2 separate regions of the Homo sapiens genome follow, and region 1 is linked to region 2. Evidence: read pairs that join two places in POLR2A ChIA-PET (ENCODE). Cell type or tissue: K562. All regions are shown on one strand. Each heading gives the region's core, and the rest is flanking DNA. Links, peaks and the distances in the headings are about the cores only.

What was found. ChIA-PET counts read pairs that join two places held together with the same protein. Peaks named below come from ENCODE experiments on the same cell type or tissue, not always from the same donor. Only the 100,000 strongest peaks of a DNase experiment are listed, where the experiment ranks them.
Region 1: POLR2A ChIA-PET joins it to region 2 with 5 read pairs; 2 of 35 experiments call an interaction of 5 or more read pairs at or near these places.

The regions. Positions count from the first base shown.
Region 1 is chr9:4,864,116-4,879,752 of GRCh38, forward strand. No RefSeq gene overlaps it. Among named protein-coding and RNA genes, the nearest start is that of MIR101-2, 22 kb to the left of the region's middle. In K562, for the core only: no CTCF peak of the experiment used is centred there; no DNase peak of the experiment used is centred there.
Region 2 is chr9:4,951,109-4,966,745 of GRCh38, forward strand. No RefSeq gene overlaps it. Among named protein-coding and RNA genes, the nearest start is that of JAK2, 26 kb to the right of the region's middle. In K562, for the core only: no CTCF peak of the experiment used is centred there; a DNase peak (open chromatin) is centred at 8,133.

The DNA of each region.
Region 1 (15,637 bases), core at 5,525-8,024, 88 kb before region 2:
GTCTTTGGAGTAGAATGTGGGGTTCTGTTGGCCTTCCCAGTTGGTAGTGTCAGACCTGGGGTGTACAGGTGGCAATTTTAGTCTGTGATGAGTGGGAATGCAGCACTGCAGGGCCTGTGCCCACCCAGGATCTCCATTGTCCCTTACTCCAGAGTGGACGAGAAGTAGTTGGCACTTGGGTTTCCATGTTCAGATGGTGCTGGCCTGTTCTTTAGAAGTGACTGAAAGTTTAATGGGATTGTCAACAGGCAAGCTGGGCCTTTTTGTACTTTTCTTGGCCACATCTAAGAGGCCATTTGAGTGGAACGCTTTATCAGTGTTTGGCATCTAACAAAGGCCGAGCCACGTCACTCCTTTACTCCAGCAAATGAAAGCTGTCCGGTTGTCAGGGTTTGCCCGGGTGTGGGGCTGCCCTCCTTCCTGGTCGCATTTGGCCCGTACCTGTCAGGTACCCTGAGCACGGGCCTGGGATCGGCACCTGTTTTAAAACATCCTAGATATTTCAGGTATTCAAGTGTCTCTGAGGGCTCGGGACATTCTTTATTCCTGTTTCCTCCTCATTCCCACCCCTCTGAAGAGCCTTGTGTCCAAAAATCCTCAGATTGCTTAATTTGTTAATTTATTTCTGCCACAATTTGGGACATTACATATTTCAACTGATATAGAAATCAGAGGCCAACTTAAAGACAAAAGATAATGAACGAGCCTGGCTAAAAGATATGTGCCTCCGTGTGTCTGTTCCCTGAATACCCTGTTACTATGGCTGCGATAGAGCACTTGGGCTGCTGCCGGACTCCCTGGGGGCCATCTAGGCAACTGGTCTCCGTCTTGGGAGAAAATGATGCCCCAAAGGTAAGGTCGGCTGCTGCTTCCTGCTACATCTGGGATGGTGAACCATCCTGAAGTTCTTTGTAATCTTCAAGGAAGTCTGTTAGTGTTTGAAATGGTACCTGGCTTCAGTTGTGGCAACCCAACCTCAGGCTGTTTTAGGTGCTGTGTGCAAGCACTTGTTTCCTGGACCCTCCCACATGCCCCCCTCTTGGTCCTAAGCTCTGTTTTGACCACCCTGCTATTTTACCCATTCATTAGACAATGAAAGGCATCGTGCCTAAGATCTATAAGCTTTGAAGGACCTATGAAATGCTTGCAAGAAACCAGGAAAAATAATCCTGGCTGCAAATCATGCAAAGAAAAGAGCAAGAAAAATATCTACAAAATAAAACACTGTACAGCTTAATTTTTTTCAGCTTAATTGTTAAAATATTGAGAATAATATAGGTGAGAATTTCTTTTTTCACAAGATTTATAGTTTTAGTGTCTGTTCTGCCAAAGTGAGCATGTCACAAGAATTTCTAAGTGCATGCAGTGATTACCAAGGAGTCATAGCTAAGCACATTGAGTTGCTGATCACCAAGCCATTTAAAAGGTAAAATTATAAATAGCTTTTCAGAGATTTGGATAGGGCTACATTTTTTCTTTCTTTCTTTCCTTTCTTAAGTTTTTAAAAAATAGAGACAGGGTTTTGCTGTGTTCTCAAATTCCTGGGCTCAAATAATCTGCCCACCTCAGCTGCCCAAAATGTTAGGATTACTGGCATGAGCTACCACACCCGGCTGAGCTACATTTTAATATGTGTGGTTCGATAATGCTCTCATAACACACCTAGAAAGTAAAACCATCTAAGCCTGCCCCTCCTCCTATGGAGCCACCTCCTCAGTCTTAAAGCCTCAGCTGCTCGTGAGGAAACCCTCTATCCTCACAATACACCCACTGCTACATGTTCTCATAGACGCCTCTCCCCGTCCTTATCGTAGTACTCACTGCACCCTGTCGTTGCTTAATTTTCCTCTCTCTTCACCTATGGTGGTAGGGGCCATCTTTTAAGATCTGGTGTGTCCATGATCTTAAAGTTTTTAAGTTTCTATTAAAAATCAATTATATTATTTGTGAGAGAAGTTTTTTTTTTTTCTTTTTGAAATACGTAAAATAAAGCTGGCTGGCTTCTTGAATTTTAGTAGTGCATTGTGGAAATAACACAGGCTTAGGAATTAGCTATGTTTGAATCCCAGCTGTGTTAGTAGCATTGTGCTGGCCCTCTGTCCTTCTGACCCTTAGTTTGCTCATCTGAAAATGGGAATTACCTTGTGCCCACCCTGGGATTGAGAAGATTTATTAAACTTGTGTTTGTGCTTAGGATTCTTTTTAGTTGTTTGATCCTTGGTAAAGATTCAAAGCAGATTTCTGCATAACAGGTTAATGTCAGAATGAGTCACAGCATTTATCTTTAACATCTAGTACTTGGGTGTACTCAGCTAGAAGACCAGAGACAAGCTATGGCACCTACATGTGGGTTGAGGTCAAACTGTCCCATGACATATGTTACAAGAGTTAAAGAGAGGGCCTACAGGCATCTCAGTGAGTTCACCGTGTTCCAACGTGGAGTGCCAGGATCCATCTAGTCGGCACAGAGGAGAAAGCCTGGCTGACCTGGCAGGTCCTGAAGCCACTGTGTACACCAAACCAAACTGAGTCGTAAGGAACTCCATCCTTTCCTCTCCCACCAAGAAAGGAAAAGAATCATAATCTCTAGTTGCCAATTCTGAAATTTTATGTGTCAGCCTACGTTTCCTGTAGCCAGCCTGGGGCTGCATGAAACATCATGTAATAGAAAAAGTCAAACAAGCCTAAGGCTCTGGTCTTGGGTCTTCTGCCTAAGGCACACCTTTGAGCAAATCATTCAGCTCTTTGAACCTCAGTTTCCTCATTAGGATATGAACAAAACCTACTGCAAAAGACTATGAAGACTAAGCATGCGTACTGTACAGGCCCTGGCAATACTAGGCATTAAAAAACTGTGAGTTGCCTCCTTGACTGGTGGTAGAGCGAAAGATTAGGTTTCATGAGTCCAGAGATACAACAGGAATGTAGAAGTCAGTTTAACTTGGGTGAGCCCTAAGGCTTTGAATTGAATAGAACATAGTTGCAAATAAGAAATTGACTCAAACAGCAGGATTTATAGGCTTTTTAAACTGAGAAGTTTAGTAGCGCATTTAGCTTCAGGTAAAGCTGGATCTAGGGGTTCAAACAATGTCATCAGAATTCAACTCTCAGGCTGAGGTGGGAGGATCACTTCAGGCCAGGAGTTCAAGAATTGAACTCTCTCCCATCTCTGCTTTCTGTTGTGTTGTCTTCCTTCTCCAGCAGGCATTCTTTTTCATATGCTGTTTTTTTTGACAACCCTTAAGTACTGGATAGAGATTCTCTACCCAATACTGAATCCTAGCTGTGTCAGTAGCATTGGGCTGGGCCTCCATCCTTCTGACCCTTAGTACCCTCATCTGAAAATGGGAAATATCTTACCCACCCTGGGATTTATTGGGTAGTGAGTGATTCTCTCTATTCAATACTTAAAAAAAAAAAAAAAACTTTTAAAAAAGCTATCAGAATTGTGTCTCCCTCTGTTGAACACAGAGCACCCCAATTGACCAGATCTGGGTCCTGTTCTCATCCCTGGAGTGGTAATGATGTCAGCCTCACCTAAATTGTACGGACTAAGAGGAAAGGAAGAGTTGATTCTCAAAGGGAAGTCTGAATGCTTTTATAGAAGAGACAATTGATACGGGATAGGCAGAAGGAGCAGTTGTCCACTGTAGACTACATTGCCTAATTCCTTGAATATTCTCAGAAAGATGCCCCACAATACTGCCTGCCCACCACCATCTTTCACCATCCAGAATCCTCCAGCATTATGGTATAGAATCGAGTAAACAAGGATGAATTCACCTTAACAAATGATGCCCAACAAAGGCAAGATCATTGGACTCAGAAGGCCAAAGTTATCTTGGATGCTTGGCAAAGATTTGTTATATTAGCCAGTGGCATTCTTGGGCTAGAAGGGGGAGCAGTACTCTGGGTGGTAACCCAGAGGGAGGAAAAGTGGCAATGACCAATTCCATGTGTGGGAGCAGCATGGGTGTTGTGGGCCAAGAGGAGGGGCCGGGGCACAGCGTAAAGAAAAATGTCAGTTGATGTTCTTGTTCTCTATCATGGTCCTGCCTTTTCTTTTTTCCTTTTTTTTTTTTTTTTTTTTTGTCCTAAGACAGAGTTTCACCAGAGACAAGCTATAGCACCTGCAGGTGGGTTGAGGTCAAACTGTCCCATGACATATGATACAAGAGTTAAAGAGGCCCTACAGGCATCTCAGTGAGTTCACTGTGTAGACATGTTGCCCAGGCTGGAGTGCAGTGACATGATCTTGGCTCAGTGCAAACTCTGCCTCCCAGGTTCAAGTGATTCTCCTGCCTCAGCCTCCCGAGTAGCTGGGATTATAGGTGCCCACCATGACGCCTGGCTAATTTTTGTATTTTTAGTAGAGATGGGGTTCCATCATGTTGGCCAGGCTGGTCTCGAACTCCTAACCTCAGGTGATCTGCCTGCCTTTCAGCCTCCCAAATTGCTGGTATTACAGGTGTGAGCCACTGCATGGTTCTGCTTTTTCTAACCTCTGGAAAACAGATTCAGGAGCTGGGGAGGAAGACCAGGATTTTTTGCCCATTGCCAAGATCATGAATTGATGGCAACAATGTCAAGAGCTGCCGGCGGAAGAGCAATGAAGACATATCAAACCTATGACTCCTCCAGTGGGCGGGAGTGTGAGAGGTGCTTCTCATTTTCAAATGATTTGCACTATTTTTTTTTTTTGGAGATGGAGTCTCACTCACCCAGGCTGGAGTGCAGTGGCATGATCTCGGCTTACTGCAACCTCTGCCTCCTGGGTTCCAGCAATTCTCTGCTTCAGCCTCCTGAGTAGCTGGGATTACAGGTGCCCGCCACCACACCTGGCTAATGTTTTGTATTTTTAGTAGAGTCGGGGTTTCACCATATAGGCCAGGCTGGTCTTGAACTCCTGATCTTGTGATCCACCCTCCTCTGCCTCCCAAAGTGCTGAGATTACAGGCATGAGCCACTGTGCCCAGCCCGCACTATTTTTTACAGTTATATGTACACACATATATATTTGTATATGTATATATGTTAGTTTATATTAAGAATCCCAGGTAGAACTCCAGCAATTTTCCATCAGCCTCAAGGCAAATAAAGATTGGGAATCCTGGCTAGGTGTGGTGGCTCATGCCTGTAATCCTAGCACTTTGGGAGGCCAAGGCAAGTGGATCACTTGAGGTCAGGAGTTCAAGACTAGCCTGGCCAATATAGTGAAACCCTGTCTCTACTAAAAAGACAAAAGTCAGCCAGGCGTGGTGGCGGGTGCCTGTAATCCCAGGTACTCAGGAGGCTGAAGCAGGAGAGCCACTTGAACCTGGGAGGTGGAGAGGTTACAGTGAGCTGAGATCGTGCCACTGCACTCCGGCCTAGGCAACAGTGAGACTCCGTCTCAAGAAAAAAGATTAGGAATCCTCTTTGTCTCACTCCTCTGCACCCTCAAAAATCAACAACAACCAAAAACTACATATGCAATTTACCTGTGGCAGAGGCCTCAGAAGAGGCCACAAAAGATGCCTCAGGTGACCTGCTGCAATGCTGGGCAAGTGGCTTAGGCCCTTGCACATTACCCATTTTCCAGGGCTGGCTCCAGGCTTCTGAGTCAGAGCACTGTGCTCAGCCTCCAAATTAGGGTCTCTTTAGGGCCAGTGTAGTGCTTCCCAGAGGAGGTTCCATGATACACTAGCATCATGGGGTGCTTTCCCTGAAAAGGGCTTATAGAGGTTTTGAAAATGCAGCAGTCTCCATCACAGTGTACATTAACAGAGCAAACACTACAAGAAGCCTTGCAAGTGAAGCTTTGTTTTACCTGCACTGTTCAAACTCACCTAACCATGGAACTCTCCCTACCCTGGAAAAAGAGAGAGAGAGAAAGAGATTGTTTGCATTATGTAGTGCTCTTATTCTGCAGATCACACTTTGGGTGTTCCTGGTCTGATAGGATTTATTGATGAATACAGAAAATATAAGCTCTTGCATTCTTTTTTTTTTTTTTTTTTTCTGAGACACAGTCTTTCTCTGTCAGGCTGGGGTACAGCGGCGCGACCATAGCTCACTGCAGCGTCAACCTCTCCTAGGCTTAAGAGATCTTCCCACCTCAGCCTCCTGAGTAGTAGCTGGGACCACAGGTGTGTACCACCACACCTGGCTAGTTTTTAAAAATCTTTTGTAGAGATGAGGTCTTGCTCTGTTGCCCAGGCTGGTCTCAAACGCCTGAGCTCAAGTGATCCTCCTGCCTCGGCCTCTCAAAGTGCTGAAATTACAGGTGTAAGCCACGGCGCCCAGCCAGCTCTTGCATTCTTGATTGGGGTATTTGTGAGAAGCCAAGTGGTTGTCAAGAATCTAGGTGGAAAATCCAGACTCATGTCTAACCCTGGCCCCAGCCCTACAGCATTGAACACCCCCGCACATGAGCTTCGGATCAGTGGCCATCAGCCCAACTGACTCTCTGCCATCTTCCCTTATTGTCTGGGCTTCTAGAAATTAGAGGGGCCAGGTATGTGGATAGGGTTGGATTTTGTGGTGTTTATATGATTATTACAATGTCCTCATTTTCTTGAGAGTTACACAGACTGTTGTTCTTTTCCTCTTAGCTCAGAGGCTCAATATACCAGGAAAGCTCACTTTAGGTTCTCAGCAAGAAGTTGGAAGAGGTCAGGGAGAAATCCTTGGGGAGGAGGAACCAAGGAGACATGAAAGGTTTCTTGAAGTCCTATGGTTACTCTAAGGCCAAGCCTGAACCTTGAAACACCTAGATTTTTAGAGGATTCAGGCCAGGACACCACCTGCTATCACTGAGATGCAAAGACATGGTCCTTGAAGCAATGGACCTTGTTGCTCAGAATGGGGAGAGAGCTTGAGCTTTTTAAGTTGGCTTTTGAAAAGATACTCTTGTACTTAAGCCCCTGCTTGACCTGCTTCTCTGTTAATGGGCTCTCCAGAAAAGAGCTTGGCTTATACTCTCTGAGTGTCTTCTTCAAGATGTAGAGTTAATGTCAGTGCTTTTAAAATCTGTTGAACCTGTGTGCCCAGGATAAACTTTTGCACCTCTTGACAATCTGAGTGAGTTCTATTTGTAGTCCTGAGTTTTGTCTTTGGGAGTGCAGAAGGTGAAAGAGACCTTGAATCACCTGGACACCCACCTGAGAAGAAGAGTGAGAAAGGAAGTGGATAACAACCTCAGTTGGAAGTAGTGTGCTCTGAGTACCTTTGTTAACAATGCTAAGAAAACAGCTTTGGCAAAGTAAGGGGTGCTGTAGGGAGAACAGGAGTGGGTTAGCTGCTCCAGTCCGTCGAGGACTGTCCTACTTGTCTGATCTGTTTGCCGGGGATCTGCATGCCCCAAGAGGACTGTTTGAATGCTTAGCACATAATATGCTTTGTACATCTTGTGAGACTATCTTCCCAAATTTTAAGAACCATTGTTATTATGGATAATATACAAATGCATTTTAAAGCAGTATTGAATTCATACTTATTTCATTGTGTACTTTTTGTTTGTTTGAGACAGGGTTGCACTCTGCTGCCCAGGCTGGAGTGCAGTGGCATGATCGCTGCTCACTGCATACTTGGATTCCTGGGCTCAGGCGATCCTCCTGCCTCAGCCTCCCGAGTAGCTAGGACTATAGGCATGTGCCACCATACCTGGCTAATTTTTCAATTTTTTGTAGAGACGGGATCTCGCTATGCTTCCCAGGCTGGTCTTGAATGCCTCACCTCAAGCAGTCCTCCCTCTTCTGCTTCCCAAGGTGATAGGATTACAGGAATGAGCTACCATGCCTGGCCTGTATTTTCTCAATCAACAGATTCTATTGTTCTATTCTACTCTTCTATTCTATTCTATTCTATTCTATTCTATTCTATTCTATTCTATTCTATTCTATTCTATTCTATTCTATTCTATACAGAAAGAAGTCTGTGAAAATTTTAGATGCTGAAAAGAGGTCCTTGTGCTTTCTTGAAAAGTGTTATATTGTAAAATTGCTTGCCCCGCAGTAGTCATCTCTGGTTAGTTGCCTATCTTGGTTATGTAATTATTCTGAAAGGTTCTGGAAAGTTTGAACTTCTTGCCACAAACCTTGACTGTTTGCCTGCTTTGGAGGGTAGGGTTAGAAGAGAGAAGAGGGCTCATCACTCAGAGGGCTGAATTTCCATTTAGCATCACTGATCTCCTGATACTAAAACGTCCAAGCTGAGCCTCCCTGCTTTGATATAAAGTGCTGCCTCCTTCCCTCAGGATGTTTCCTCCACAAAGCAGCTGACTTCCAATGTGGCAAGAGCTCCTATTTTTCTTGACTCACAATTGCCACTGCCTTATGGATTTCAGAACACTTCCATGAACATTGTCCCATTTCATCCTCACAGATACTTCTCAGTTTAGGCTTAGAGAAACTATCAAACTTACTTAAGATCACACAATTAGTGGAGAAATTGCAGCAAGAACACAACACTTTGGGTTTCAGTAGCTCTGAACCATGACATATGAGTGTCTTTATTAGGTCATACCTTAGTGCCCTTTCAAATGGGCATTATTTAAATGTTTGCTCAATATCTGTTTAGAGATGAGAAGATGAACAGCTGTGAAAGAAGGGTAGAAAAGGGAGATGTGGAGGCAGCACCCAATTTTTCATGTTTTCCTCAGAAAGACCAAAGCCCAGCAGCTAACCGTGGATAAATTGATTATCTTTTGTTACTCAAGCATTCCCCTTAGAAATCATATTAGGACTTTTTTTCTTGAATGTAAGTGACTAAAAACAACTCAAAACAGGCTTAAGCAAATGTATTGACTCATTTAAAGGAAAAGTCCAGGGATGTACCTCACTTCAGGTATAAACTGGGTCCAGGGGCTTGAATGATGTCACCAAAACTCATCACTTTTGATCCGTCCTCTAGTAGGGTCACCCCACTGATGGCAGCAAGAAGTCATCAGAAGTTCTTGGCGTGTATCCTATCCTCTCAGCAGCCCCAATAAAAAGAATCTGACAGTTCCCAAAAATGTCCCCAAAGGGTTGAATATCATGGGATTGATTTAGTTATTTGCCCAACTCTAAATCAATCACTATAACCAGTAGTGGTTGGTCAGATTGGCCACATCTGGGTGCATGCCAGCTCCAAGAGCCCAGCGCACTTGGACCTCCCGTACCAAATGAGCTAAGAATAGGAGAGGCGGTCACCAAGGAAAATATGGCTTCTAGTGCCAAAAGACAAAGAAATGGATGCTGGGCAGGCCAAAGCAATGAATTTGTACTGAAGAAATGTTCCTCTAGCCCCGAACACCTGGCAGCTTACCAAAATACTGCTTTAGACAATATTCCAGACACTCCCTCAGCAGAATTCCAGTCAATACAATTTTCTCTATTCCACTGCATTATAGTTTGGTACCCTGGGCAGCTTCTCAGGTAAATCCCCTTTATTCCAACTCTGTCTTCACCAGGTGAGGAAGTTGCAGAGTGGAGGGATTTGGCCCAAGTCACACAGCCAGGATAAGGAGGAATTCAGACCAGATCCTGTTCCCAGACCATTGGCTACTGAAACCAGGAAGCACTGCTGACCCTGACACTTGGGCCAGCCCAGCAGCACAGCCTTGCTTGTCCCATGACCCAGCCAAGTTCTGTTAGGACCCAAGATTGGTGTAGATTATAGCACCAAAAGATCTCCAGGTTCTGGAATTGGTCCATTTTGGCCAGTGCTATGGTCTGAATATTCGTATCCTCCTCAGATTCGTCTAGTGAAATCCTAACCCCCAAGGTGATGGAATTAAGAAGTGTGGCTTTAGAGAGATAATTAAGTCTGAAGAGCAGAGTCTTCATGAATGAGATTAGTGTCCTTATAAGAGACACTTCCCCCCTTTCTTTTCCACCTTGAGGACACAGCAAGAAAGCACTACCTGCAAACTAGGAAATGGGTCCTCACTAGATACTAAACCTGCTGGCACCTTGATCTTGAACTTCCCATCCCCTAGAACTGTGAGAAATACATTTCTGTTGGTTAGAAACCATCTGGTGTATGGTCTTTTGTTATAGCAGCCTGAACAGACTAAAACCTTCCGAGGTAATCATACCCTATTTTAGGCTCTGGAGAGGGTGCATCAGTGTGGGCACTGCTGTGGACTTTGTCTAATATTCAGAATATGTGCATTGATTTAGGTAAAAAATGTTCTTAAGAGTCCCCAAAGAGTGATCATCTGGAAGGATACACATTGTGTCATTAATAGAAGTAGCACAGGCCTGTGAGATTGGGAAGGGTACTTTCACTTTTTGCTTTATCTATTCTCTGTTGTTGGAATTATTTAGCGGCAGGTGCTGAGCCCCAGTGTGATATCTGGAAGAATCACACTTGTACCTGAACACAGAGTTTGAGATAGACCAGGCAAAGTGTCTCTGATGAGGAGCTCAGGGGCAGGTTCGTTAGGGAGAAGACTCTGGACCCAAGCATAAGGCTACCACGTACCCAGAAAAATTAAGATCTTTATTTTTATCTTTTGGAGAAAAGGTCTCACTCTGTCACCAAGGCTGGAGTGTAGTGGTGTGATCTCAGCCGGCCGCAGCCGTGACCTCCTGGGCTCAAGTGATCCTCCCACCTTAGCCTCTTGAGTAGCTGGGACCACAGGCATGAGCCACTACACTTGGCTAATTTTTTTTTTTTTTTTTTTTTTTTTTGAGACAGAGTCTCACTCTGTCATCCAAGCTGGAGTGCAGTGGCATGATCTCGGCTCACTGCAACCCTGGCTAATTTTTTAAAAATTATTTTTTGTAGAGACAGGGTCTCACTATGTTGCCCAGGCTGGTCTTGTACTCCTGGACTCAAGCGATCCTCCTGACTCAGCTCCCCAAAGTGCTGGGATTACAGGCGTGAATCACTGTGCCAGCCAAAAGTTAAGGTCTTTAAAGGATGAGGACCTTTTCTTTCAGTGGCACTGACCCTAGTAGGGAATGTCACTTGCTACACTCGTCCTAACACCATCAAGACTGTTGACCAGTGGGCATGATGCTTACTGGCCTGGCCACTTCCCTTATGGGCAATCTTACAAGGCATAGGAGAAAAACAATCACTCAACTGGCCACACTTAGATTTTTTTTTTTTTCGTCTACACCTCCTCAAAGGAGCACACCTAGATTTTGACCTAAAAGGGAAATGACCAGCTTATTGTCTAGGCTTCACTCCAAATGACTTTAGACTTATTTCAATCATCAAATCTGTCCTGAAATGATAATTTGTCATTTTGAGGACATCTAGAGAATAAAGCTATGTCCTAAAGTCAACAGAGGGTTTCCTAAATTTTTATTAAAAAAAGTCTCCTTTGTTAAAATGAGGATTTTGGCAAGGTGCAGTGGCTCACGCCTGTAATCCCAGCACTTTGGGAGGCCAAGGCAGGTGGATTGCTTGAGGTCAGTAGTTCAAGACCAGCCTGGCCAACATGGTAAAACCCCATCTCTACTAAAAATACAAAAATTAGCCAGGTGTGGTGGCGGGTGCCTATAATCCCAGCTACTTGGGAGGCTGAGACAGGAGAATCGCTTCAGCCCAGGAGGCGGAGATTGCAGTGAGCTGAGATTGTGCCACTGCACCCAGCCTGGGTGACAGAGCAAGACTCTGTTTAAAAATAATAAATAAATAAATAATAATAAAATAATATTTTATTTTTAATAAAATAAAATAATATAATAAATAATAAAATAATAAATAATAAAATAAAATGGTTTTCACTTTTCCAGGTGGTTACTTTGAGGAAGATGTTGTTCCTTTGCATGAGACTCCCTTTACACCGCTGACCTGAGAATACCTGGTGGCTCCAACTTTGCTTGGAACTCACCTTCTTGCTCCACTCTCCCACTGCTGATTCCTTCCCAGAAAGGGCCTGGATCCATCCCCACCTTGACTTCATCCCTTCTTCTCTTACACTAAGTGAAATCTCCAGTGGCTGGACTGGTAGTGGCCATGGATGTGTCTTTTTAATCATTAGTAAATCTAAGGACCTTGATAGTTCTGGGCCACTAAGTTTTTTCTTATAGAGTCTACAAGAAAGAGAAAGAGGTGGTGACGGGAGATAAAATAGACTCATCTTTTCTTTCCTATTTCCCCTTATCCACATAAGCAAAACCTTTTAGAAAACTGAAAATGAGATGTACTTGGAATAAGATGGAACTCTAAACCTTCAAGAGATGGGCACTAGAAGGAGATGTCCAGAGTGGCAGGAGTGGGGCACAGGAGTGTGGAGGCAAGCTGCAGACGGGACAGTGCAGCTGGCCAGGAATATACTGCGTGTCCCTTTGGGGGCCTTTTGATTGCATTTCTATTACTCCCTCCCTCTGGCCCTCCAGTTCCCTCCTTACTCCCCTTTAATGCTCTGCCTCAGCCTGGTTTCAAAATGAAGGACTGGGAACAGGATGACCTTTTTCTCTTCTGCATTAAATTGATAGAAATGATAGCAAATATATTTTGTAAATCAATTAATGAATTGCAAACATGAAAACACAACAGGGAACTGTCTTGCTGGACCAGAAATAGCAAAGCATTCCTAAGAGAAGGATGCAGACAGGAAACCCAAAGTAAATCAGTCTTGAAACCATAAGCCAGGCTGCTCCTCTGTCAAGAAACTGTCTAAGCCCAAGACTTACTCAGAAGAGTACCAATCAAGAATTACCAAACATCTGAGACAATAATACCGTGAAAGAAAGAAAAACAACTCAGCAAATGAAAGTCCTTCCTAAGGAGGCAGTGTAGATGGGAGGTAGAGGGCTGAGCCATACCCTCCCTTAAAGAATCCCATGCGACCTGGGCATGCCCACTTCCCAGTAGACTGGCTCTTCCCAGCATGGTAACCAGTGGTGGTTGTGCTGAGCAAATGCTTCTGTGATTGGGGAGGTGCTGGCAGGGATGTAGGCACACAAAGATGCTGTGGATAGTCTGGATTTCTTGCTAACTTGGCCTGGGGTTTTGGAGCCTTGGGTCCAGGATGCTCCTGGAAGAAGGGTCAGTCTTTGCAGCCCAAACCGTGAAGTTGAACTCCCAAGTTAACACTTGCAAATTCATTCATTGCCTACTAAGCAGTGGGCAGGTTGGCTATCCACTCTTTCTCATCTCTGTGTCTTTAAAGCCATGATTCTCGAGGGAGGGGAGGGAGGGGGGAGGATGCCTTCCTAAGTAAGAGTATCAGGGTCATTTATTCTCTCCCTCTGATCCCAGCACCTATAAACTCCATCCTGCCCCCTCCTCAATTCTGATATGCTTTCTCTAGGGTGTATGTGGTGTCCACCCCCACTGAAGAGACGTGTTTTGATATTCAGCTGGGCTAAGGTAGTTAAAAATTTAGAGAACCACCATTTTTAGGTAATTGTGATTCTTTCCAATTTGTATAAATCACCTATCTGGTACAAACTATCTTCCTTATTCTGATGACCCAAACGCATCTCTCTCACCAGAGCTCTTAAACTGTTTCAGAATTACAGCCCAGCTTTCTCCCCTTGAAGACCTCACAGGAATGAGAAGCCTAAATGCTCAAAGCAGAGCTCATTTTATCTTGCTTCCAGAGCCCATCCTCGGCCTACATTTGTTTTCTTGGTGGATGATAGCTCAATCCAGAAATCTTGGACTATTTATTTTATTATTTATTTATATAGAAGATGCAAGGTGAGATCTTGGAGTCCTCTTTTGCTGTACCCTCTCTTATTTCCCATATTCTACACCCCGCTACCTCCCCTTTTCAGAGACAGGGTCTTGCTTGGTTGCCCAGGCTGGAGTGCGGTGATGCAATCATGGCTCCTTGCAACCTCAACCTCCAGGGCTCAAGCAATTCTCCCGCCTCAGCCCCCTGAGTAGCTGGGACTATAGATGCATGCCACCATGCCTGGCTAATTTTTAAATTTCTTAAGAAATGGGGTCTCACTGTATTGCTTAGGTTGGTCTCAAACTCCTGGCCTCAAGAAGTCTTCCCACTTCAGCCTCCCAAAATGCTGGGTTTACAGATGTGAGCCACCATGCCTGGCTCCTACACCCTTTTCATCAGCCTCCAGTCATATTAATTCTACCTCCTTAATAGTTCTCATCATTATCCCTTTTCTCCACATCCATGGACACTTGTTTAACCATTTCATTAATTTAAGCATCCACAGTCTCCTAATTGGTTTCTCTGACTCTAGTCTTGCTCCCTCCAATTCATTTTCCTCTCTGCTCTCCAGATCTATCTCAGTAAAACAAATCTTACCAGGCCACTTCCCTGTTAAAGTCTTCACTGTAAAGGGGAATAGAGAATTTGTATCAGAAGTTCTAAAAATCTTCATAGGCTTTGATGGGTATGATTTCCTTGCTAGAAGTTTATCCTAAGGAAGTAATCAGATGTTTGGACAAAGGTTTGAGTACAAAGATGGTCACAGGAAAAATCTAACCATTCGATATTAGGAAATTTGTCAAACCAAAGGACATTTATAAGATGAAATCTCATATAGCCATTCTATGTTGTGAGCTACAGAGAATTTAAAAATATGCTGGGGACAGCTTGGACCAGGTGGTGTCTTTGCTGATCCTCATGGTACCCTTGGCATATCTCCCTCAGAGCATCGGAGGACTTATCCCACTGTGTCTGCCTGTTCTTGGTTCTTCCCCATTGGGTTATAAGGTTCTAGAAGGGACTGTGTTATATTTGTCTCTTTACCCCCACGTCCTGTAGCAATGCTGGCATACAGTATGGTGTGGGAGTGGGATGTCCTTAAGGATAGTTGGGCTTCAAGATCTGACACACCCTTAAGTGGTATATCCAAAACTGAAATCAATGCTCCTCCCAACCCCTACCCCAAAAAATCTCAGACCCAGAATGTTATTCCTCTCCTCCATAGCAATCTCCATGAAAGAGTCATCTTTGGTGGCCTTGGAGGTACCAACCTTTCCCATACTGGTGAAGAACATGGTGTGGTGTGATCCTATCCCATAGCTCCTTAATCTTCCCTATATCCTAGTACCCAGATTTTAAAAAATAGGGCTCAGGCTGGGCTCTGAGGTGAGGGAAGAGGAAAGTTGGGGCTAGCCAGGGCCCTGAGGCATGGGCGGGGCGTGGTGTGACATGGTAAGGGGTGGGAGTGGGCAGGAGAGACTGCCTGGGTGAGGCTTGCCTCAGATGGAGAAGCCTGACCTGGATCCACTTGCTGCCTGTAGGAGCTCAGTCGCCAAAACCTGTCTGGCCTAAAGACAGGCACAGTTTGATTTAATAGTTGGTACTGACCTCACTTGAACATTAAATCAATAAATGCCAACTTAATGGAGCTGTTGCTGGGAAACTAAGGAGTATCAAATATCCAATATCTGCACAGAGGAGATTGTTTTGATCTGTTTTGTTTTTCTAAAGCTGCAACTTGCTCCTTGGTGCACTTTAGGTTATTCCTTTTTGGTAGGAAAGTGGCTCCCACACTCTCCTCTCCACCCACCCTTTGAAGAGGCTTGGAAATGCACTCAGCAGCTGCCCCCATGATAAGCCGAAGGGCCTGTCCTGTCCAGGTTGGCAGGTCCTCCCAGCAGGCAGAGTGAGGAGTTCATGAATGAGGGAGGAGACTATGGTGTCTCAGAAGGAAAACTCTAGAGGAAAAACACTTGAGTAACAATGCCCAGTTCAACCTCTGGATCTCTCTTGCAGCTTGCTGAGGCTCTA
Region 2 (15,637 bases), core at 6,918-9,417:
TGAGGAGTGCTTTCCTTGCAACTATGTGGTCAATTTTGGAATAGGTGTGGTGTGGTGCTGAAAAGAATGTATATTCTGTTGATTTGGGGTGGAGAGTTCTGTAGATGTCTATTAGGTCCGCGTGGTGCAGAGCTGAGTTCAATTCCTGGATATCCTTGTTAACTTTCTGTCTCGTTGATCTGTCTAATGTTGATGGTGGGGTGTTAAAGTCTCCCATTATTATTGTGTGGGAGTCTAAGTCTCTTTGAAGGTCACTCAGGACTTGCTTTATGAATCTGGGTGCTCCTGTATTGGGTGCATTTATATTTAGGACAGTTAGCTCTTCTTGTGGAATTGATCCCTTTACCATTATGTAATGGCCTTCTTTGTTTCTTTTGATCTTTGTTGGTTTAAAGTCTGTTTTATCAGAGACTAGGATTGCAACCCCTGCCTTTTTTTGTTTTCCATTTGCTTGGTAGATCTTCCTCCATCCTTTTATTTTGAGCCTATATGTGTCTCTGCACGTGAGATGGGTTTGCTGAATTCAGCACACTGATGTGTCTTGACTCTTTATCCAATTTACCATTCTGTGTCTTTTAATTGGAGCGTTTAGCCCATTTACATTTAAGGTTAATATTATTATGTGTGAATTTGATCCTGTCATTATGATGTTAGCTGGTTATTTTGCTGATTAGTTGAGGCAGTTTCTTCCTAGCCTCGATGGTCTTTACAATTTGGCATGTTTTTGCAGTGGCTGGTACCAGTTGTTCCTTTCCATGTTTAGTGCTTCCTTCAGGAGCTCTTTTAGGGCAGGCCTGGTGGTGACAAAATCTCTCAGCATTTGCTTGTCTGTAAAGGATTTTATTTCTCCTTCACTTATGAAGCTTAGTTTGGCTGGATATTAAATTCTGGGTTGAAAATTCTTTCCTTTAAGAATGTTGAATATTGGCCCCCACTCTCTTCTGGCTTGTAGAGTTTCTGCCGAGAGATCAGCTATTAGTCTGATGGGCTTCCCTTTGTGGGTACCCGACCTTTCTCTCTGGCTGCCCTTAACATTTTTTTCCTTTATTTCAACTTTGGTGAATCTGACAATTATGTGTCTTGGAGTTGCTCTTCTCAAGGACTATCTTTGTGGCATTCTGTGTATTTCCTGAATTTGAATGTTGGCCTGCCTTGCTGGAGTGGGGAAGTTCTCCTGGATAATATTCTGCAGAGTGTTTTCCAGCTTGGTTCCATTCTCCCTGTCACTTTCAGGTACACCAATGAGACGTTGATTTGGTCTTTTCACATGGTCCCATATTTCTTGGAGGCTTTGTTCGTTTCTTTTTATTCTTTTTTTCAAAACTTCTCTTCTTGCTTCATTTCATTCATTTCGTCTTCCATCGCTGATTCCCTTTCTTCCAGTTGATCGCATCAGCTACTGAGGCTTGTGCATTCGTCACGTAGTTCTAATGCCATGGTTTTCAGCTCCATCAGGTCCTTTAAGGACTTCTCTGCATTGGTTATTCTAGTTAGCCGTTCATCTAATTTTTTTTCAAGGTTCTTAACTTCTTTGCCATGGGTTCGAACTTCCTCCTTTAGCTCGGAGTAGTTTGATCTTCTTAAGCCTTCTCTCAACTCATCAAAGTCATTCTCTGTCCAGCTTTGTTCCGTTGCTGGTGAGGAGCTGCATTGCTTTGGAGGAGGAGAGGTGCTCTGATTTTTAGAGTTTCCCGTTTTTCTGCTTTGTTTTTTCCCCATCTTTGTGGTTTTATCTACCTTTGGTCTTTGATAATGGTGACGTACAGATGGGTTTTTGGTGTGGATGTCCTTTCTGTTTGTTAGTTTTCCCTCTAACAGTCAGGACCCTCAGCTGCAGGTCTGTTGGAGTTTGCTGGAGGTCCACTCCAGACCCTGTTTGCCTGGGTATCAGCAGCGGTGGCTGCAGAACAGCGGATATTGGTGAACCGCAAATGCTACTGCCTGATCATTCCTCTGGAAGTTTTGTCTCAGAGGAGTACCCGGCCATGTGAGGTGTCAGTCCGCCCCTACTGGGGGGTGCCTCCCAGTTAGGGTACTCCGGGGTCAGGGACCCACTTGAGGAAGCAGTCTTCCCATTCTCAGATCTCAAGCTGCGTGCTGGAAGAACCACTACTCTCTTCAAAGCTGTCAGACAGGGACATTTAAGTCTGCAGAGGTTACTGCTGCCTTTTGTTTGTCTGTGCCCTACCCCCAGAGGTGGAGCCTACAGAGGCAGGCAGGCCTTCTTGAGCTGTGGTGGGCTCCACCCAGTTCGAGCTTCCGGGCTGCTTTGTTTACCTACTGAAGACTCGGCCATGGTGGGCGCCCCTCCCCCAGCCTCACTGCGGCCTTGCAGTTTGATCTCAGACTGCTGTGCTAGCATTGAGCGAGGCTCCATGGGTGTAGGACCCTCCGAGCCACGTGCGGGATATAATCTCCTGGTGTGCTGTTTGTTAAGCCCGTTGGAAAAATGCAGTATTAGGGTGGAAGTGACCCGATTTTCCAGGTGCCGTCTGTCACCCCTTTCTTTGACTGGGAAAGGGAATTACCTGACCCCTTGTGCTTCCTGGGTGAAGTGATGCCTCTCCCTGCTTTGGCTTATGCACGGTGTGCTGCACCCACTGTCCTGCACCCACTGTCCGGCACTCCCCAGTGAGATGAACCTGGTACCTCAGTTGGAAATGCAGAAATCACCCATCTTCTGCATCGCTCACACTGGGAGCTGTAGACTGGAGCTGTTCCTATTTGGCCATCATGGCTCAGACTATAATAACATTCGTTAATAGTGCACCAATCACATCAGAAAAGTTTTTATGTATTGAAAGGCCGTCAAGCTTGTGCTGGCAGATATGTGTTCCAAAATTCTGGTCAGGTTCTATGGCTTATGCCTGTAATCCCATCACTTTAGGAGGCCAAGGCAGAGGGGTTGCTTGAGCCAGAGAGGTCGGGCTGCAGTGAGCCATGATCACATCACTGTACTCTAGCCTAGGTGACACAGTGAGACCCTGTCTTTAAATAAATAAATACATGAAAAACTTGTGCTTGCATAAAACAAAAATTCTAATTTTCGCTTGAAAGCCTGAATTTTATATTTATCACTTAAGTTTTTCCTGTTGAAATAAGCTAGTTTTTTCCTTTTAAATAAAATGTTTGTCAATATCCTATTCTGAATAGCCATAGTTTAACAGTCACTCTTTCAAGTAAAAAATGGTGCTCTGTGAAAAACTCGGCTAATTCACCTCACAACTCAAACAATCACACAAGTGCTCTTCCTCAAGAAAACCGTCATATGTCTGTATACAGTAGAAGTGCTTTATGTGTACTTCTGATTTCATCATATAGAATATTAAAAATATGTATAGTTAATAACTCAATTAAAAAGCGGGTAAAATTCCTTAACAGACACCTCACCTAAGAAGATATACAAGTGGCAAATAAACATATGAAAAATGCTCAACATCATGTCATTAGAGAATTGCAATTTGAAACAATGTGATATCACTACGTATCTATTAGAATGGCCAAAATCCAAAACACTGACAACACAAAATGCTGCCAAGAATTTGGAGAAACAGGAACTCTCATTTGTTGCTGGTGGAAATGCAAAATGGTACAATGACTTTGAAAGACAGTTGGGCAATTTCTTACTGAACTATTAAACAGAGTAGTTTTAGTAAAACTAAACATACTCTTACCATATGATCTAATTATTCAGCTTCTTGGTATTTACTCAAATGGATTGAAAACATATCCACACAAAAACCTGCACATGAATGTTTATAGCAGCTTTATTCATATTTGCTAAAACTTAGAAGCTGTAAAGAAGTCTTTCAGTAGGAGAACAGATAAATAAACTGTGACACATCCAGACAATGGAGTATCATTCAGAGATAAAAAAACAAATGAGCTATCAAACCATGAAGAAACATGGAGGAAACGTAAGTGCATATTACTGAGTGAAAGAACCCAATCTGAAATGGCTATGTAATATATGATTCCAACATATGATGCTCTGGAAAAAGCAAAACTATGGATTTAGTAAAAAGATCAACGGCTGCCAGGGGCTTGGTGGGAGAAGGGAAGGGATGAATAGGAGTAGCATGGAATTTTTTTGTTTGTTTGTTTTTTGAGATGGAGTCTCGCTCTGTCACCCAGGCTAGAGTGCAGTGGTGTGATCTCGGCTCACTGGAAGCTCCGCCTCCGGGGTTCCTGCCATTCTCCTGCCTCAGCCTCCTGAGTAACTGGGACTACAGGCGCCCGCCACCGCGCCCAGCTAATTTTTTTGTATTTTTTTAGTAGAGACAGGGTTTCACCGTGTTAGCCAGGATGGTCTTGATCTCCTGACCCTGTGATCCGCCCGCCTTGGCCTCCCAAAGTGCTGGGATTACAGGCATGAGCCACTGCACCCGGCTGAAGCATGGGATTTTTAGGCAATGAAACTATTCTGTATGATCCTGTAATGGTGGAAACATAACAGTATAAAAAACTCATGGAACTGTACAACACCAAGAGTGAACCCTAATGTCAACTATAGACTTCAGTTAATTTTAATGTATCAATATTGTCTCATGATTGTAACAAATATACCACATGAATGTAAGATACTAATAATAGGGGCAACTGTCAGTGGGCGATAAAGAGGGTATGTGGAACTCTCTGTAAGATCTTCAAAATTTTTGGAAAAACCTAAAATTGCTCTAATAAATTAAGTCTGTTAATGAAAAAAAGGTGTACATTCAGGGGCTAAGAGTTAATTAAATTAATAATTTTTATTGATTCATCAAGAATATTCTTAAGTAAAACTGGTTTCTTCTTTTTTTTTTTTTAAACTGAGTTTCTAATGGTATAAAAGACAGTAATTGTTAAGTGTAGTTTGGTGACACTGCCTTGACTCATGCTAAGGCCCCAGCAGTTTGGTCCACTATTGTTTTTGCCCCATTGGTGTAAATGTCAACACAGTAAAAAAAAAAAAAAAAAGGCAAATATTATCTTCATATTATTTTGATCCCTAGGGGTCCGTGACTCATGTTTTAAGAACTATGGGACTTTCATGTTCTTACATGCAATTTTCTTCATATTTATCATCTTTGGAAGTTTTTCATATTCTCGAATCTATAAATTTATGCTTTCACTAAGTGTGGGAAATTTTCAGTGATTATTTTATCAAATACATATATTTTTTCTATTCTCTCCTTTTTTCTTGTGGGACTTCATTAGATAAATGTTAGAATATTTGATACTGTACTCTAATCCTTGAGGCTTTGTTCTCTTTTTTCACCAATGTTTTTCTCTCTTCTTCAGCTTGGATAATTTCTACCCACCTATCTTTAAGTTCAGCAACTTATCTTTCATCTTATGCTTTTAAGTTCACCCAGAGAATTTTAATTTTTTAAAAAAGAGAATTTAGGCCAGGTGCGGTGGCTCACACCTGTAATCCCAGCACTTTGGGAGGCCAAGGCAGGTGGATCACTTGAGGTCAGGAGTTCAAGACCAGCCTGGCCAACATGGCGAAACCCTGTCTCTACTAACAATACAAAAATTAGCTGGGCGTGGTACGCACCTGTAATCCCAGCTACTCGGGAGGCTGATGCAGGAGAATCCCTTGAACCCAGGAGGCGGAAGTTACAGTGAGCCGAGATCATGCCACTGCACTCCAGCCATGGTGACAGAGCAAGACTCTGTCTCAAAAAAATAAAAAAAAATTTTTAAAGAGAATTTGCGGCCGGGCGCGGTGGCTCACGCCTGTAATCCCAGCACTTTGGGAGGCCGAGGCGGGTGGATCATGAGGTCAGGAGATCGAGACCATCCTGGCTAACAAGGTGAAACCCCGTCTCTACTAAAAATACAAAAAATTAGCCGGGCGCGGTGGCGGGCGCCTGTAGTCCCAGCTACTCGGGAGGCTGAGGCAGGAGAATGGCGTGAACCCGGGAAGCGGAGCTTGCAGTGAGCCGAGATTGCGCCACTGCAGTCCGCAGTCCGGCCTGGGCGACAGAGCGAGACTCCGTCTCAAAAAAAAAAAAAAAAAAAAAAAGAGAATTTGCATAATCCCATTTTTTTGTATGCAGTCCTTTAATGAATTTAACAATGCCATACTTATTGCATGCATACACTTTCAGTTTTCTATTACTCTTTGAATAAATTAGGTTATGTCTTTTTAGAAATTATATATATAATTTAGAAATTTTATATTAATAAATAATCGTGTATATTTATAATGTATAGTGTGATGTTTTGATGTATGTATACATTGTAGAATGATTAAATCAAGCTGATTGACATATCCATAACCTCATATATTTTTTTTGTTGTGAGATAATTTAAAATCTACATTCTTAGCAGTTTTCAAATATATATTCAAATATACAATATAATTTTTTCACATAGTATATTTTTACTTCTAGAAAAAGTGTTTTGTTCCTGTTTATAGTTTTTATTTATTTAATGAGTATCCTATCTATCCATTCATTAAAAGCGTATTTTTCCCTCACATTTTTGAGCATAATATAATGGCTGCTTTAAAATTCTAGTCTTTATTCTTACAGCTAGATCATTTTGGGGTCAGGCTCCATTGATTTTTTCTTTGTATTATATCTTTGTGGGACTAGTAATTATGAATTTATCCTGGACAGTCACACCCCCCAAGGCCTGAGCTGAAGTGGCACATCATCCTCTGGGGAATTGGTGCCCTGGCCAATCTGAGCAACTGTGCATCCCAGAGATGAGATGATGTAGTACCATGCGTCCCAGGGAAGTAGGGCAGTGACTGAGCTGAGACACAACACTTATAGGCCAAATAACTCTACTGCCCTGCTTTCCTGGAGCTGGACTAGCTCTAGAGTCTGAGCTACAGAGACTCTGCTCCCTGGGGAGAGCCCTGCCCCTCTATCCAAGAAGTAGAGTCATTGTTCCATGCCCCACAGGGCTCAAAGGACAGCTGTGCTCTGCCATTTTGGGGTACTTGTTGCCATTGATCCTGGTTTCACAGAGTCTAGGATACTGCTGAGTCCCACTATCCCAGGGTCTAGAGTCACCACTGTATGATGCTTCATCCTTTGGGATATGATTTGCTACTGAGCCTTATGACTCATATTCCCAAATTGCAGCCATACCCTGCTCTGTAGGCCCAAGCCTCCAGAGTACCCCTTCTTCCCCTGAGCCAGGCCAGTGCTTTGCCCTGCCCTCCAGGGGTAGAATCACACGCTCCATGGGCCTGAGCTGCCAGAAGATGCCTGAGAGTCACAGAACCTGAGTCTGTGGGCATGATACATCCAACCTGGCCACAGAGAACAAACCTGAACCCTAAGACCCAGGTGCCACAGTGGGGTCACAAGACCCTAAGCTTAGGTCTGTGTGGCCCCTCAGCCACCCTGAGCACCTGCACCTGGAACTCAGAGCCTCTACAACTGCTTATAGGCCATGTCAGACCTGACACTAAGAGGGATCCCTTTGGCTAAGTCTCCATGTTGTGGGGAATCCCAAAATAGGAAGACCCTAAAAACTCTTGCCACTAAAGATATCAACAGCTTTCACTGCTGCTGTCACTGCCCCAAACTTCTTCAGCCTAGGTTAGTGTTAATGAATTAATTCAGCAAAGTTTCAGGATACAAAACCAACATGCAAAAATCAGTAGCATTTCTAGACACCAACAATGTACTAATGGAAAAAGAAATCAAGAATGCAATCGCAGTTATACTAGGTACAAAAACACCCCTAGGAATCAGTTTAACTAAGAGGTGAAAGATCTCTAAAAGGAAAACTATAAAACACTGATGAAAAAATTGAAGAAAACATAAATAAATGAAAAGACATGCCATGTTCATGGATTGGAAGAATTAATATTGTGAAAATAATCATACTGTCAAAAATGATCCACAGATTCAATGCAATCCCTATCAAAATACCAGTGACATTCTTCACAAAAATAGTGAAAATATAACAGCTGTACATATTTACAGGGTACGTGTGATTTTTTATATAGGCATACAATGTTTTGATCAGGGTAATTGGGGTATCCATCACCTCAAGCATTTATTATTTCTTTGTGTTAGGAGCAATTCTGTTGGCCAGTTTCTCTGGTGAAGTGCTTCTGCTGGCCAGAATGCAGAGCCACCACCAAAATTTGCATGTTAGCCACTATGAGCCCCGCCCCAGATGGCCTATCCCTGTTGATAATACCACCACCACCACCTCTGCCTGCCCTATGTTCCCCATGGGGCAAGACAGGAGTGATCTGTCTTCAAAGGGCTCCAGACTGGCGAGGAAGCTGAATGTTTGCCTCCAACTCTCTTTTCCCACAGTGGAAACTGGACCTAGGGGAGTTCTCTCTGTGTGGTGCTGTGCAGGCTTGGGGGAAGTATACTTTTCAGTCAAATTGAAGCTATTCCTTTTACCCTTTGAATGCAACTTGTCTCCATTCTCCTGTCCCAGAGGATGTCTCAGCCTTACTTTCAAGTTCTGAGGTATTCACAAAGGAATTCTTGTCCATGGATAGTTGCTAGTTGGATTTCTGTGAGGGAGACTGGAGCCAAAGAACTATTCTGACAACTTGCTCTTAGATCAAGCTTTCTTGTTTTGATTTCCTTCTCATTTCTTTTTCTGTATATTTTAAAGTTTTTTCCTTAGTGGTTATCTGGAGATTACAATTAATATCTTAACTTTACATCAGTAAAGTTTAAATTAATACCAATACCTTATTTTCAATAGTAGGTAAATACTGTACTCCTTTCCAGCCCCATCCCTTTCCCCTTTCTGTTGTTATTGTCACAATTATATCTTTATACATTGAATGCACATTAACATAGCATTTTAATAATTGTTTTATTCATTTGTCATTTAAATCATATAGAAAAGAGTTATAAACCATATATGCAATACTATTGTCCTTTATATTTACTTATGTAGCTACCTTTACCCTTGTTCTTAGTGTCCGTCCCTTTCACCCTGGAGGAGTCCCTTTAACATTTATTGTAGGGCAGGTCTACTACTGACAAACTCTCTCAATTTTTATTTTATATTATGAATATGTTTTATTTCTCCATTAAAAATAGGCTTTGTTTTCTACTCTGGTGGCTGAGGCACAAGAATCCCTTGAACCTGGGAGGCACAGGTTGCAGTGAGCCAAGATTCTGCCACTGCACTCCAGCCTGGGCAACAGGGTGAGAACGAGAGACTCCATCCTCCACCCCCACCCCTGGCAAAAAAAAGGCTTTGTTTTTAATAGTAGTAGTGAGCATTTTGCATTCCTACCAGCAATCAATGAGTTCCTGTTACTCTACATCCTTGCCAGCATTTGGTGCAGTGAGTGTTTTGGAGTTTGGTCATTCTTATAGGTAGGTAGTAGTATCTTATTGTTTTAATTTGCAATTCCTAGTGAATCTATATGTGTCTTTGTATTTAAAGTGCTTTTTTTATTTTGTAGACAACATATATTTGGGTCTTATTTTCTTTCTTTCTTTCTTTGTTTCTTTTTTGGTGGGGGACAAGGTCTCACTCTGTTGCCTAGACTGTAGTGTAGGGGCATGATCGTAGCTCACTGCAGCCTCCAACTCCTGGGCTCAAGCAACCCTCCTGCTTCAGTTTCCCCAGTAGCTAGGACTACAGGCAAGTGCCACCACACACAGCTAATTTTTAAATTTTGTGTAGAGACGGGGTCTCACTATGTTACCTAGGCTGGTCTTGAACTTCTGGTCTAAAGCAATCCTCCCATCCTGGCCTTCCTAAACACTAGGATTACAGGCATGAGCCACTGTGCACAGCCTAGGATCTTTTAATTCACTCTGGTAATCCTTTTAGTTGGTGTATTTAGACCATTGATTAGTGATTATTAATATAGTTGGATCAATTTCTACCATATTTGTTACTGTTATCCATTTTTCCATTTGTTTTTTTCCTATTTTTGTCTGCCATTCTTTCTCTACCTTTTGTGGTGTTAATTGAACATTTTATATGATTCCATTTTCTCTCCTTTCTTAGCATACCATTCTACTTTTTTAAAGGCTTTTTTTTGGTAGTTCCCCTAGCATTTGCAATATACATTTATAGCTAATCCAAGTCTCAAATAATGCTATACTGCTTTATGGATAGTACCAGTACTGTTTAACAACAGAATAATTCTAACTTCTCCCTCCAATACCTTGTGTTATTATGGTCATTCATTTCACTTTTACATAAGTATACATAGAATATATCTATATGTATATAAACATACATAATTAAATACTTCGTTGCTATTTTGACCTCCTAAAGGTCAAGCTGGGATTATAGGACTGAGCCACCACACCCAGCCTGAAAAATAAATTTTTAAATTTTACCTTGACTTATTCCTTTTCTGATGCTCTTCCTTTCTTTATGTAGATCTGAATTTCTGACCTATATAATTTTCCTTTATTTTGAAGAACTTTTAAAATTTCTTCAAGGCAGGTCTACTGGCAACAAGTCCCCTTAGTTTTTGTTTGTCTGAGAAAGTCTTTATTTCTCCTTCACTTTTGAAGGATAATTTTGTAAGGTACAGAATTCTAAGTTTGTGGGGTTTTTTTTTCTCCAAACACCGTAGATTTTACTTTTTTCTTTTCTAGCTTGCTTGGTTTCTGACAAGAAGTCAGATGCAATTCTCATTTTTCTTCCTGTATAAGTAAGATATTTTTTCCTCTGGCATCTTGGAAGGTTTTTTTTTTCTTTAAAGTTTTTTTTTTCTTTATCCTTTATTTTCTGCAGTTTGAATATGATATGTCTAGGTATACTTTTTTTAAAGTTCATTTTGCTTGGTGTCTCTGAGTTTTTTGGATCTGTAGTTTAATATTAGACATTAACTTGGGGAAATTATCAGTCATTATTGCTTCAAATATTTCTTCTGTTCATTTCTCTCTTTATTTAATATTTTCATTATATATATATTTTACTTTTTGTAGTTGTTCCAGAGGTCATAGATATTCTGTTCTGTTTTTTTCAGTCTTTTTTCTCTTTGCTTTTTCCATTTTGAAAATTTCTATCGGCATATCCTCAGGCAAGCCTTTTTTTCAGCCATGTCCAGTCTAGTAATGAGCATTCTTCATTTCTGTTACAGAATTTTTGATCTCTAGCATTTATTTTTTATTATTTCTTAGAATTTCCATCTCTCTGTTTACATTGCCCACTTGTTCTGGCATATTGTGTACTTTATCCATTAGAGCCCTTGGCGTATTAATCATACTTGTTTTGCATTCCTGGTCTGATAATTTCAACATTCCTGTCATATCTGAGTTCGGTTTTGATGCTTGCTCTGTCTCTTCAAATTATATTTTTTGTTTGTTTGTTTGGGTTTTTTTTTTTTTTTGCTTTTTAATATGTCTTGTGATTTTTAATTAAAAGCCAGATATGATATACTGAGTAAAAGAACCTCCAAAAATAGACCTCTGTTTTTGAGGTGGTAAGGTGTTGGGGCAGGGGAAGCATTCTATAGTCCTATAATTAGTTCTCAATCTTTTAGTGAGTTTTTTTCTCTGGACTATGAACTTCATAAACATTTTTCAATTTTCCTCCCATCTCCTTTCTTAGGTCACACAGAATGGCTAGAGGTATCTGGAGTCTGGTATTTTTTTTCTCCTACATAGAAGGCTAGAGGTGGCTTGAGTTGGGTATTTCCTTTCTCTTAGGTGGGTTACACTCTGATAAAACCTCAGTATTTTAGGTTATGGTAGACTATTTTCTCTCAAGGGTAGGCCTTGTTTAGAACAGGATGTTCTGGCATATTTCAAAAAGATTACTTTTCCTCTCCTCTGGCAGCAGCATTCAATGATTTCTCACAAATTTTCACTATGAAACCTGGTTGAGCTCCTAGAGTCAAAACTCACAAAAGTGTACTTCTCCCAACATAATGACTGAGTCCCTTTGACATTTTTATATCTTAGCTTTGTTCACATTGAGCCTCCAGCAATTTGTCAGTTACAGTTTAGATTTTCCTACCCTAGCACTGATTCTGGTGGAGGTTTCTGCTCTTGGGTTTCCACTCCAGGAAGTCATTATTCTCTGTATTTGCCTTTCTCTCCCTCTCTCTCTCCCTCTGTCTGTCTCTTTCTCTCTCTCTCTTTAATTTTTAGGGCAGTGGTTTGCCTTATAATCTCACTTCTCTTATACATCTAAGTAGAATTATTAATTTTTCAGTTTTCCCAGCTTTTAACTTATTGTTAGGATGAAGTGACAACTTCATGTTCCAGAAACGGAAAGTTTTTCTTCCTTTTTTTGAAGAATGAGTTTGCCAGATATCAAATTTTTAGTTCACAGTTTTTCTGTCAGCACTTTCCATATGTTATCCTACCATGTTATAGTTCCATTGTTTGTGGATGGATGTCGGATTATAATCTTATTTTGGATCCCTTGTATGTGATGAGTTGCTTCTTTCTTGCTACTTTCAAGATTCTCTATTTTTGGCCTTTGACAATTTGACTGTAATATGTCTTCATGTGGATGTCTTTTACTTTATCTTTCTTTGAGTCACTGAGTTTCTTGGATGTATAGATTCATTTCTTTAATCAATTTGGGACGTTTTTGGCCATTATTTTTTTTCAAATATTGTTTCTGACCCCTTTTCTCTTCTCCCTCTGGGACCCATATTATGTGTATGCTGGTATGCTTGATGATGTCCAAGAAGTCTCTTAGGCTCTGTTCATTTTTCTTCATTCTCTTCACTTTCTACTCCTCAGAATGGATAATTTCAATTGATTTATATTTAAATTCACTAATAATTCTTCTGCCAGCTCAAATATGCTGTTGGACCCCTTCGTGAATTTTTTATTTCAGTTATTTTAGTTTTCAGCTCTAGAATATTTATTTTTATTTAGTTCCTTTTTATAGTTTCTATTTTTTTCTTGATAGTCTCTGGTGAGAAATTATTCTTTTGGTTTTCTTTAGTTGTTTGAACACGTTATGACTGTTATTTTAAAGCCTTTGTCTAGTAAGTCCAATGCCTGAGTTTCCTGATGGACATTTTCTGTTAATTTTTTTTTTCTTGAATTGGCCATACTTATTTGTTTCTTGCATGCCTCATGTAAGTTAGACATTTAAATATTATAATGTAGCAACTCTGAAAATATGATTCTGCCTCCTCTCTATGGTTTGTTGTTCTTTGTTATAAGGTTGTTGTTTGCTTGTTTAGTGACTTTTCTAAACTATTCTTCTACAGTGTGTATTTTTTTTTTTAATGTGTGGCCACTGAAGTCTATGTTCAGTTAGCTGTCTGTTAGTGGTGTTTTAACAGAGTTGCCTTAAGTACCTGGAGCCAAGAAAGTCAAAAAGGAGGGCAAAAATCCTCTACCAGTCTTTGTAGATTGGTTCTGTGTTGGGTACTCCTTCAATGCCATGTCAGGCCATTGACATCTCTGTCTTAGCCTTCACTTTTGCTGTGCAGAGTCTGCAGACCAATTGCATGTAAATGCTTAGGGTCTTCCCAGGCCTTCTTAAAGCATATTTCTTGCCCTGGATATGGTCATGGCCTTCTGATTTCTCTGTATTTTAAAATTTCTATTCTCCCCCATATTTCTTTCCCAATGTCTTTCTTTCCAGGTTTCTCTGTCTATTTCTTGTTCAAAGTATTGTCCCTTGTCCCAGGCTGCTGTGTCCAATACATGTGTCTTTAAATGCTTTCAACAAAAGCCTCCTTGGGAGCTGCTCCAGCCCTGGGAACACTGTGAGTCAGACAAAACAGTTTTAGCCAGTTCATTAGCTGCTTTTGCAGATAGACAGAACCCTGGAGTTCTCTACTTTGCCATTTTCAGCCCATGTTATGCATTATAGTGGACATAATTTTGGTTGTTGAATAACATTCTAACTAGCAGATGTACTGTAATTTATTTATCATTTTTCTAATGTTGAACATTTTGTTTGTTTATAATTTTTTGCTTTTTTAGATAAGGCTACAATGAAAATCTTTCTACATATAGCTTTTACCATTTCCCAGATTCTTTAGGATGCGTTCCCAGAAATATAGTTACTAGGTCTGAGAATATGACCATTTTAAGATTCCTGATACTATGATCAAATTGTCAAAAAGATTTTACGGATTTTTATTTCAACCTCACGAGTAATCTTAAACTTAGAATTTTTCTGAAATAGTTTTGTCACTGGCAAAAGTCTGTGAGAAGTGATACATATTTTAACTTCCTTTTAATGTTTTAAAGAAGCGCTTCTCAAACTGCCATGTGCATAAAAATTATCCCAGGATCTTGTTGGAAAGTAGAACCCAATTCAGAGCATCTCGGGTAGAGCCTGAAACACTATGTTGCTAATAAGCTCCCAAGGTGTTCTGATACTGCTGGTCTGTAGATTACACTGTGAGTGGCAAGGCTTGAGGTTTAAACTGCAGCAAAGAACAAAGTAGGAAAACCCTTCCTGAGTTTTAAAAGAAAGCAAGTTTGAAAAACCTCATTAAAAAAATTTTTTTCCAAATAAAGTAATCTCCCACAGTTGTCTAAATTAGATCAAAGATCAAGAAAAGAACACAAGCTTATTATTGATATGAATGAAGGCTAAAAGAGAAAGTAAAATTAGAGATACTGCCTGGGGTTTTGACTGAAATACCCAGTGTAGAGAGTTCCTCTCTCTAAGAAGTGTATTGAGGCTTGAACTTTGATATTAAAATTAGTGTTAATGATACTCTTTTATCTAGGGAGGCAACATATTCAGTTTTTTCATTCAAATGCATAAGTGTCTTTGGTATCATGAATTTCTCTGTAGAAATATTACATAGTATACAAATATGTCTAGAAATGTCTTTTTTATGTTAAACAGATGTTCACCAATACCTTTATTTTTCATTAGGCCAATTTTAAATATTATTGTTATTCTAAGCAAATTCAAATTTCTTGATATTTGGGTGATATTTAATCAAGGTACTAGCAAATTTCGTCATCTATTTTGTGTCCTGGAAAATAAAGGATAAAATACTATAAAAGTTATTTTAAGTTTATATCATTTGATACGATAATTTATTTATACATTATCATCATTAACATAACAGAGGAACTGCCTTTATTGTTATCTATGACAGGAATTCTAGAAGAGTGGCATGAAAGAACTCTCTCCTTCCCTGTGGAAGACCTGGACATGCCATTTGGTCTACGTCTCAAGTCAATTCAGTAAGTATTTATTGAGAGAGCATTTTTTGTTCTAGGCATTTTGATAACTACAACAACTATAAGATAAAAAGTCCTTACCATTCAGTTGTTTCCAAATTATTTTAACTGTGAAATAATTACCACATAATCATTTTCAGAGGGAAATGTGGCACACAGATAGTTGTGACAGTCCACCTTTTGGGTTCTGCAAGTTGTTTTAGGTTGAGGCTTATAGGAAGCATTAGAGATTGCAAAGTGAAAAAAATTGAATGCCACCATTTTCAGGCCAATTTTTACTGATTACACAAACAAATGTCAAATTGTTCATTCAGAGCTATCTTCAGATGTTCAATATTTTATAAGTGACTTACCACTATGTTGAAATGGTGAGGACAGATTCTCCAGTGACGTTTCTCAGCCTGTAACTTATGGCCCTTCTTTTTATTTTTTATTATTATTTTTTTGAGACAGAGTCTCACTCTGTCACCCAGGCTGGAGTGCAATGTGCAACGGCGTGATCTCTGCTCACTGCAACTTCTGCCCCACGGGTTCCAGTGATTCTCCTGCCTCAG